2 separate regions of the Mus musculus genome follow, and region 1 is linked to region 2. The links are chromatin contacts, found by Hi-C or POLR2A ChIA-PET in ENCODE. All regions are on one chromosome and are shown on one strand. The core of a region is the stretch at or near the end of the contact, and the rest is flanking DNA. Distances in the headings are between cores, read along the strand shown. Region 1 has its middle 59 kb from the start of Slc39a10. Region 2 has its middle 12 kb from the start of Slc39a10.

The links. Hi-C counts contacts between places; a loop is a spot of excess contacts on that map. ChIA-PET counts read pairs that join two places held with the same protein, here RNA polymerase II (POLR2A).
Region 1: a map of T-helper 1 cell shows a loop between it and region 2 (2.3-fold over the local background). The contact joins two enhancer-like sites. A Hi-C loop is called at or near these places in 19 of 37 maps with a recorded cell type or tissue (CH12.LX, T-helper 1 cell, T-helper 17 cell and 8 more). POLR2A ChIA-PET finds 5 or more read pairs at or near these places in 2 of 5 experiments (Patski and embryonic stem cell).

What each region holds. Positions count from the first base shown.
Region 1 is chr1:46,910,207-46,914,767 of GRCm38, reverse strand. It overlaps a transcript of Slc39a10 not described here. Among named protein-coding and RNA genes, the nearest start is that of Slc39a10, 59 kb to the right of the region's middle. Within about 2 kb of position 1,789, at least 1 of the 3 ENCODE cell types and tissues checked has a DNase peak (open chromatin) inside an H3K27ac peak, as active enhancers do.
Region 2 is chr1:46,863,258-46,868,031 of GRCm38, reverse strand. It overlaps a transcript of Slc39a10 not described here. Among named protein-coding and RNA genes, the nearest start is that of Slc39a10, 12 kb to the right of the region's middle. Within about 2 kb of position 3,366, at least 1 of the 3 ENCODE cell types and tissues checked has a DNase peak (open chromatin) inside an H3K27ac peak, as active enhancers do.

The DNA.
Region 1 (4,561 bases), core at 540-3,039, 48 kb before region 2:
GGACATTTTAAAATTTTTACTCAATTTTATCCTTTTTAAAATTCGTTTTTTTAAAAAAGATTTATTATATAGACAGCTTTCTGCCTGCATATATGCCTACAGACCAGAAGAGGGCACCAGATCCCACTGTAGATGGTTGTGAGCCACCATGTGGCTGCTGAGGACTGAACTCAGTACTCTGGAAGAGCAACCAGTGTTCCTAATCTTTGAGTCATCTCTCCAGCTCCTCTTCCACTTTTTGGAATGGGTGTTTTGTCTGCATGTATTGCATGAGTACTGCAAGCTGCATGAGTGTAATGCTCATGGAGGCCTGAAGAGGGCACTGGATCCCTTGGAACTGGAGGTACAGACAGTTGTTAGCTACCATATATGTGCTGAGAATCAAACCTGGATGCCCTAGAAAAGATGACAATATTCTTAAGTGCTGGGCCACCTATCCATTACAGGAGAGATGGAACTTTTTGACTCACCTTTTTTTTTGTCCACATTTCTTCTTTTTGTTTGTTTTTTTTTTTTTTTTTTTTTTTTTTTTGGTTTTACGAGACAGGGTTTCTCTGTGTAGTCCTGGCTGTCCTGGAACTCACTCTGTAGACCAGGCTGGCCTTGAACTCAGAAATCCGCCTGCCTCTGCCTCCAAAGTGCGGGGATTAAAGGCGTGTGCCACAACGCCCGGCTTTGTCCACATTTCTTGACAAGGCTAAACACCTGATTTTTTTAGGTGTGCTAAGTGAAGAGAGGGAAAGAAAGTGAATAATATCATTTGTTTTTATCTAGAATCTGGCTTATGTACAAATAAAAAACCAAAAGGAAGGAGTGTTCATATACAGTTACACTTGCCCTAATTTCAGTCCTGATGTAGTGATAGGAAAACCTCCACAAAAGCCATTACAGCGGAATTCGGGGAAGACGACTTGTCACAGATAATCACACCACATGCTCAGTTGAGAGCACAGGAAATGAAGGCAGGCATAATTACTACTCTTGTACAGACTAGAATCCAAATTCAAGGAAAGTTCCAGCCACAGTGAAAGATGGGTCTTCCCACATCTATTAGTATACCCAAGACAATCCCCACAGACTTGACTACAATTTAGACAGTCCCTCATCGAAGATCTCTTCACGGGTGAGTTTAGGTTGTGTCAAGATAAGAATTAAAACTATCAAAACGCCGGGCGTGGTTGCGCACGCCTTTAGTCCCAGCACTTGGGAGGCAGAGGCAGGCGGATTTCTGAGTTCGAGTCCAGCCTGGTCTACAAAGAGAGTTACAAGACAGCCAGGGCTACACAGAGAAATCCTGTCTAGAAAAAACAAACAAACAAACAAACAAAAAAACAAAACCAAACCAAACCAAAACAAAAAAACCTATCAAAACACTTTAGAATATTATAGGAGAAATTTAAAGCCTTTACCTATGTCAAAGAAGGCTCTAAATTAGAACCCCTGGTGTGTAAGATTATGCCCGCAAAAGCAGCTCAAAATAAAGGAAAGTTTGGAGACCTTCTAATACAGAGATATTTCTCCATGATCTTCTCAGATTTCAGATACTAAATGGCTCATCCATTCCCCCACAGATTCTTGAATTTAAGGAAATGGAAAGATTAAGCCAGAAGTACCCAACTTTCAACATCTGCAATGCTGCAAGCTCTCTAATGGACTCTCAAGGACAGACTTTAGCTGTTTTTGCTATGCCTCTGCCTTTTGCTGGCCAAAAGTATCAAAGGCAATGGGAAAACATTTTATGCAGTCGGAGTCTAGATTCCTTTCTGGGTACAGTGGCATCCTTTCTAAATGAGTCACTGGCCTTTATGTAGGCATGATGGTAATGCACCCACTATTGTGACACCTGAATTTAAATTTAACCTACTTGTCTATCATGTAAGAAAACAATGGAGGTGTATAAAAAAATTCAAAAGTCAAAGCAAAACTACTTTCTACAATAAAAAGTCCTTTGATTGCAATCATTTCCATTTCAGAGAAGAATAAGAGGGAGCCAGAGGATGAGAGGGAGGAAGGGAGGGAGGGGAGGAGAGGGTGAGTGAGCTTTTTCCAGTTTCAGCCCTTGAAGGAAAAGAACAATCTGCAGCAGAAGAATTAGCACTGATCTCACCTTAGGATCCAAAGGACAGAATGAGACTGTGTAGCACCATCATGGAAACAGGATAGAAACCCTTGCTACTTATTTTTCCAGTAAGCTAAAGGTTGCCATGGTAACTTACCAGGCTAAGAAACTATTGTAACTTTTAGGATACATTTTTTTTTATTGCATTCTTAGAAGAGGATATCAAATACTTGTATTAAAAGAGTGTGAAAGGAATCTTTTGGAAGTAAATCAAAGCTGGCTGATGATATTGGTTTGAACTTTTGAAACAGTGCCTTGGGAGGAAAACAAAAGAGATACATCAGCTAGTGAATCTGGCTAAACCTGAAAGAGAGAACTCGCTTAGTTATCAAGGCTAACCAATCAGGACTCTGAAATAATTGGCAGGTGCACTTTTCTATAGGAATCTAAGGTGCAAGATAATATTTTTTTCCTGCTTGTTTCATTTATCTCTTGGCTTTACTTACAGAAGACTCCATTTCAGTGGATTAAGGCCATTTATAGTTTTTTATCCCCCCCCCAAGCCCCCCAGTTACTCTGGCCATACATGAAACCCTTCTTAATTTTCTTCACAGGAAAGCATAAATGAAAACATTCTTGTTGCAGAAACTTACAATTAGAACAATTATTCCTAGTGGAAGTTGATGACTGTGATGTGACCAGCTCATGTGTGTGTTTGCTTTTTGAAGTCCTGGAGTTAAACCTGGGACCTTGTACATATCAGGCAAGAGCTATACCACTGAACCAGAGTTGCAACCCAGGTTTTGTTTTTTTCTTAATTAATTTTTTATTTTACTTTAATAATGGAATTTTTAATGTTACTAAATGTGTATCTGGGTGTGGGTCTGTGAAAGCACCCTCAGTGCCCTTGGAGGCCAGAGGAGGGTATCAGATGCTCTGGAATGGGAGTCACAGGCAGTTATGCTGTACCCTCCTTAGGTGCTAGAACGGAACTTAGGTTCTCTGGATGGTCATTAAGTTCTGCTAACTCCTGAGTCATTTCCCCCTCCCATGTTGGCTTATAATCACTCTGTAGCCTGGGATGGACTTAAACATGGGATCATCCTGTCTCCGGCTCCTAAGTAGCTGAGACTCAAGGCTGTACCACTACATCTCCCTTATCTGACTTGTTGCTTGTGGTGGTATCTGACTTTGCCACTTGGACTTTTCAGAACAGTGGACCACGCTCTTGCAGAAATAGATCTGAAGGCGCAATCAGGCCTTCTGGGATCTGAATCAACAAAGAAGGCTTCTTAGAAGTGGGAAATGTACAGGCTAATTGGGAACTAGAAGCTAAATACAAAGCAACATTTATGACAAAACACAGAACCTAAAGGAATGACACAGCTTCTTGTCAGGCATGTTCATCAAGAGTCCCTGAGGGGTCCCCCTGTTTAGTACCTTGTAACAACTTTAAAAAACCAAGACTGAAACATCTTTGACAAAAGTCAATATTGATCCACGGTAAAAAAAATCTCTGAAGAAAAGGCCAGTAGTGGTGGTACAGGCCTTTAATTCCAACACTCTAGAGGCAAAGGAAGATGGATCTCTGAGTTCAAGGCCAGAGTGGTCTACAGCAGATCAACTTCCAGGACAGCCAGGGCTACACAGAGAAAGTCTGCCTTGAACTCCCCCCCTCAAAAAAAACAAAAACAACCCCCCCAAAACCCTAACTAACCAACAAACCAACAACAACAACAACAACAACAAACCCATCCCTCAATATAAGCATTGCATGACATTAACTATGACAGTCCTATAGCTAGTATTATTTCCTCTAAATTCTGGAACAAGACAAGGGTGCCCATTCTTTTTACTCCTATTGAGTAGTGCTAGAAATCACAGCTAGAGCAATAAGGCAGACAAAGAAATAAAAGGGATACAGATAAGGAAAGGAAGGAATCAAACTCTCTATTTTTAGATGGCCTGATCCTATAGTTAAAAGAGCCACAGGACTTCGCAGAAACTCCTAAAACAGTGAGCACGCTCGGCAAAGCCTATCAAAATGCTCATCGTCAAGAAAACAAACGGAATGACAGGACCTTCGAGAGTAAGGTCAAGCCAGACTCGTTGCCTTTGGAAGTGTAAACTTTCACAGAACTTTTCCTCACATGTTTTAGGTCCAATCCACAATGCCTCAAAAAACTAATTATTGTGGTGCAGGCCTGTAATTCTTTTGCTTGTAAGTAGAAGCAGGAGGGTCAGACATTCAAGGTTATCCTCAGCTACAAATGCAGTGAGAGGTTAACTTGAACTTCATTAAACTTTGCCTCAAAAATGCAACAATAATAACAGCAACAACAAAAACAAAAACAGGGTTGGGTGTGAAGAGATGACTCAGCAGTTTAAAGCACTTGCTCCTTTTGTAGAGAACCCATGTTCAGTTACCTAGCATCCACATAGGGACTCAAAGCCGTCTGTAACTGCAGTTCTAGGGAATCAAATGCCTTCTTCTGACCTTTG
Region 2 (4,774 bases), core at 2,117-4,616:
ATAAAATTTTATAATAAGTCAATGACTTTTAAAAATAAACTATGTTAGAAATAACTATGTTAGCTGTAGAGTTACAGAATATTTCATAGAATATAACAAATATAGTATAGAACAGTGGGGTGTGGTGGCACATGCCTTTAATCCCAGCACTCCGGAGGCAGAGGCAGGCAGATTTCTGAGTTCAAGGCCAGCCTGGTCTACAAAGTGAGTTCCAGGACAGCCAGGGCTATACAGAGAAACCCTGTCTGGAAAAACAAACAAACAAACAAACATATATATATATATATATATATATATATATACATATATATATATATACATATATATATATATACATATATGTAGTATAGAGCAATCCTACATGTCAGTTTCTCCTATTTCTAACCTCTAACACTTATATATGTTTGCTACTAATATTGATTTATTTTTATCATCTATCTATCTATCTATCTATCTATCTATCTATCTATCTATCTATCATCTATGATCCATCTATCTAGCTATCCATCAATCCATTTATCTAATTTCTATCTATCTAGAGACCCTGAAATCTAGAGTTCTTTCTGTGTTTTCCAGGATGGCCTTTAATTCCTTAGCTCAAGCAGACCTTCTGTCCCAGCCTTCTGAGTGTTTCGTATTCTAGGCACACACCACTGTACCTGGCTCATGAAGATACACTACTCTTTTTTTCCTCAGACAGAGTTTCACTCTGTGTTGCTGGCAGACCTGGAACTTGCTGTGTTAAACCAGATTATACTTGAACTCATAGAGATCCATCTGTCTGTCTCTAGACAGATGTGCTTTTATCAACTGAAATTAATATTTTATTTCTTTAGTTCATGCTTCAGAATCACATAAATTTGTTTTACTTTTTGGTTATCTTGTCTTTACTTTTATATAATAGGCCTGATGTCTTTGTCATGCTTATAGATCCTGGACAAGAGGATAATTTCTGTGTGTGTGTGTGTGTGTGTGTGTGTGTGTGTGTGTGTGTGTGTATGTGTGTGTGTGTGTGTGTGTGTGTGTGTGTGTGTGTGTGTGTATGTGTGTGTGTGTGTGTGTTTGTGTGTGTGTTTATGTGTATGTTAATGCTGAGTTTCTGGGGGTCAAATCCAATGCATAACAGCTGTTCCACATATGTACATCACCACCCAGTACACCGTCAACCCTGAAGTTCCATTACACCACATCATATCACAGGCACATCTGCAACCTGACTTATCACTGCTGCTGAGTCTGATAGCCAGACTGAGAACATCTGTCAATTTCTCTACTTAATAACTGTCCTTTCTTCTCCTGCCCTTACACTTTTGAAAGGAAGTTACCAAGCACAGCCCACATCTAATGACTGGGAAACTAGGTCTAACCTCTTCGGTGAACATCCACACCATAATTTAAAAATTCTACATGAAATATTTCTGTCTTCTTTTTCAGTATACTCAATTATTTGTTTGTATAAGTAAAGAATAATGTGTAATTATTTTAAACTAGAATAACACAAGACAAAATTTGATTCTATTGCTTAAGTCCTTTCAGATTTCATCCCTAGGAATTCTTTTCATAGGCACCCATGCCTCTCAAATACTCTCAATCAATTAGTGAGGCAGCTCCCTCAGCATTATGAACGCACAGTGCAAAGTCCCAACAGTGAAGCATTAGGGCCCTTAAATAACATGGAAAAGTGTAATATCATCCTCAACAAGCTGTAATCATATAAAAAATGGAAAGGGATGAAAGCCGTAGTTATGCCATGAAAAGACTGAAAACATGTTTTTGTTTGAAATCTCAGAGTGGTCAAACTGAATACATGCTGAGGGTGTCACTTAAAATTTCTCTCTGATGAAGCTGAGGAAAGTGGATGGTTACTGTCTGTTCTTACTGCTTTTATATTTGGCTTTTTTTCAAACAGCAAGTAATGTGGTAAACTTTAATTATAAAGTGAGTGTGCCAGAATTTTTGATGTGCTCGAAACTTCTCTGTGAATGCCAGCCTCTCAGGATTATAGAGAAAATGATTGGATTTTAGGTCTCATTTAAATTCCTGCAAAGACTTGCTCTTAGGAAATGCTATAAAAATGTATTCCAGCAATGAATAGGTGATTTCTCACACATTATTCACTAGTACTCTTCTAGCAAATTCTTCTAGCATCAAAGCAAGTTTGAAATATTTAGGAGACAAACCTGTGTACATTTTGTTCATTTGTTCATTTTGTTGTCTTATCTTTTCCTCGGTCATATGAATTGGTAAAGTTTTAAGCTTTTACTGGGATAGAAAGAAATGAGAGTGAGCAGGTTGCATTGTTGAATAGGATGTAGACAAGTTAAGAATGAAGAAAGAACATTTATGCATAAGCCATCCTGTACATATGCCATCAGCCATATTTGCTGGCTTTTGGTCCAGGGAAGCCATTTGCAGTATCTGTTCTCGTAGAGTTCAGAAAGTACCTCCTTTGTGCTAAGCAGTGTAAGTGATATTGAGGTACCACTATGTTGAACAAGGCACAGGCCCTGCTAGCAAGGAGATGGTGAGCACAGGACACATCCTTGCTTACAGAGTGTAGACAAATAGGCCACAAGTGCAAGCTATGCGCTGTGGTGGGGAGTCTAATTGCTAGTGTGAAGGAAGACTCCTAAACCAGAGGCTTGGATAGGGAAAGGAGTAAGAAAGCTAGAGCTGTACTTCAATGGAGCCCTGCAGGACAAGTAAGAGATGATGGGAGGGAGGTGCAGAGGAGAAGGGGTTCTTTAAGCATAGAAAAGCAGAGTACTACAGTAGACAGAACAAGTCCTTCAGTGTGGCTGGCTCCATGTCCAAGAGATACACTGTTCACACTGCAAACCACAGGTAGAATTGAGACAGTATGAAGAAGCTAGTCAAATTTTAACATTTTTATTTAGCACATATATTTAAAATGTCACCTCAACATATATTCAATATGAAAAAAGTATTGAGACAGTTTCCAGCTTTGTACTAAAATGTAGAAATCCAAGTATGTTTCACAGTATACATATCAGTTTAGACTACCCGAATATCAAGTGCTCCAGAGCCAAACATGGTAGACTAATGGCTGCCATATCAGACTTTCCAGTTCTAGAGTGGAGTAAGGAGAGACTAAATTGCAGAGATACTATAGGAACTGGGTAGGTCCAATGTTTGTCAGCTTAGGTGTTTACCTCAGAGACTATGGAAAGTTCTGGAAGTTTTATGCAGGGAAGTAGTTGTGCAGGATGGATTAGAGGTGGGCTTTTTCTGCAGCCAGCCAGTTGTAGATAATAAATAACTTTTAGTAAGGGAGCAATGTGGGCACAGTGCCATGCAAGAGTCAAATCACGAGCATAAACTGGTGCAGTGGTGGCATGCGCCTGGTATTCCATTGACTTTCAAGGCCAAGGAGGCAGGACTTGCAGCCCAGGCTTGAGCCCAGGAGATCGATTGTGGCATGGGGTTCGTCTTGGGGGAGGAATTGTAAGAAGAGGTATTGATAGGTGTAAACCAGAGGACACTAGAACGATTATGTGGCTTCTGTTTCCCCTTCATCACCCTTCCAGGAAGTACAACAGAACCTTTCTGAGAACTAGAGCAAGCTATGAGGGGTAGACATTTGAGCTGCTGGTGAGACAGCCCACTGTAATGTTCATAGCTAAAACTGAGTCAGATGTCACTGGCATATAATTAGTAACTGAGGTCATGGGACTAGCTGAAGTCTGGATGTGGTTTGTCCTTAAGATCAAATGTGTCAGAAGGTTTGCTACTACAGTGGTAATATTGAGAGGGTTTTACACTTTTAAGGGGCGGGTCCTAGTGCGACACATTCAGGCTACCCACTTCACCATGTCATCTCTAGTGCATATATATGCTTCCATTATGCCCTCTGACATGTCATGGCTCTCCAAGGGGGCTCTCACCAGAGACCAAAGCAGTTGAGCCACCTGATATTGAACTTTTAGCCTCTAAAACTGAGCTAAACAAATCTTCCTTTTTCCCCCCAAGGCACTCCTCTGTTATTTCCTAATAGTTAAAGAATGTAGACCAAACGGAGATACATAACATTATTTCAGAATGAGTGTATTTTTGTGATTCTCCAGTCTGATTTGTTTTGAACTGAACCCACTCCTTAAGCATGCTGGGCAAGCACTCTGTCTCTGAGTTCCATGCTCAGCACCTCCAATCTGATCTTCTAAAAACAGTGTCTGAGAAACTGATTTTAAAATGCAGAATTTGTTTTTCACCCTTCAGTGTCCTAGTTCCCTAGGACACTGTACTCTGTTGGACTCTGTACTTTGAATGAGAGTCCTTACAGATGTTGATGCAAGTACTCCTTAAAGCAGCCCTTTACAAACACCAGTACAGCATAACAAATAAAGCTATTCAGAAGAGTGTGGCTATGTGTAGAGAGCTGAGAGTAAGAACCCTTGACTAAACTAGGAAATGAACCACTAGAGAGGTTGAGGAAAGACCAGAAGAATGCTGTCTGCTACCAACATGCAGAGTACGGCAAATTCTTCCAAGTGGCAAGTGAGCTCAGCTGGGGAAGGAGGCTAGTCTCCTCTACAGGGGACCGTCAGTAAGGGCCTGCTAGTTAAGGTGTCTGTTCTAGGCATGTCTTCTCATCCTGTTAAACTCAACAAATTCCTGAGCATCTGAAGGAAATGGTTAACTGCTTCAAATGTAGCAGAGAAATACAATAGAATAGCATTTGAAAAGTGACAAAGTGGTCTGGTGACTGAGATCAGCAGCGACAATCTGGGAGATGTAGTGGAATGGACACTCCACA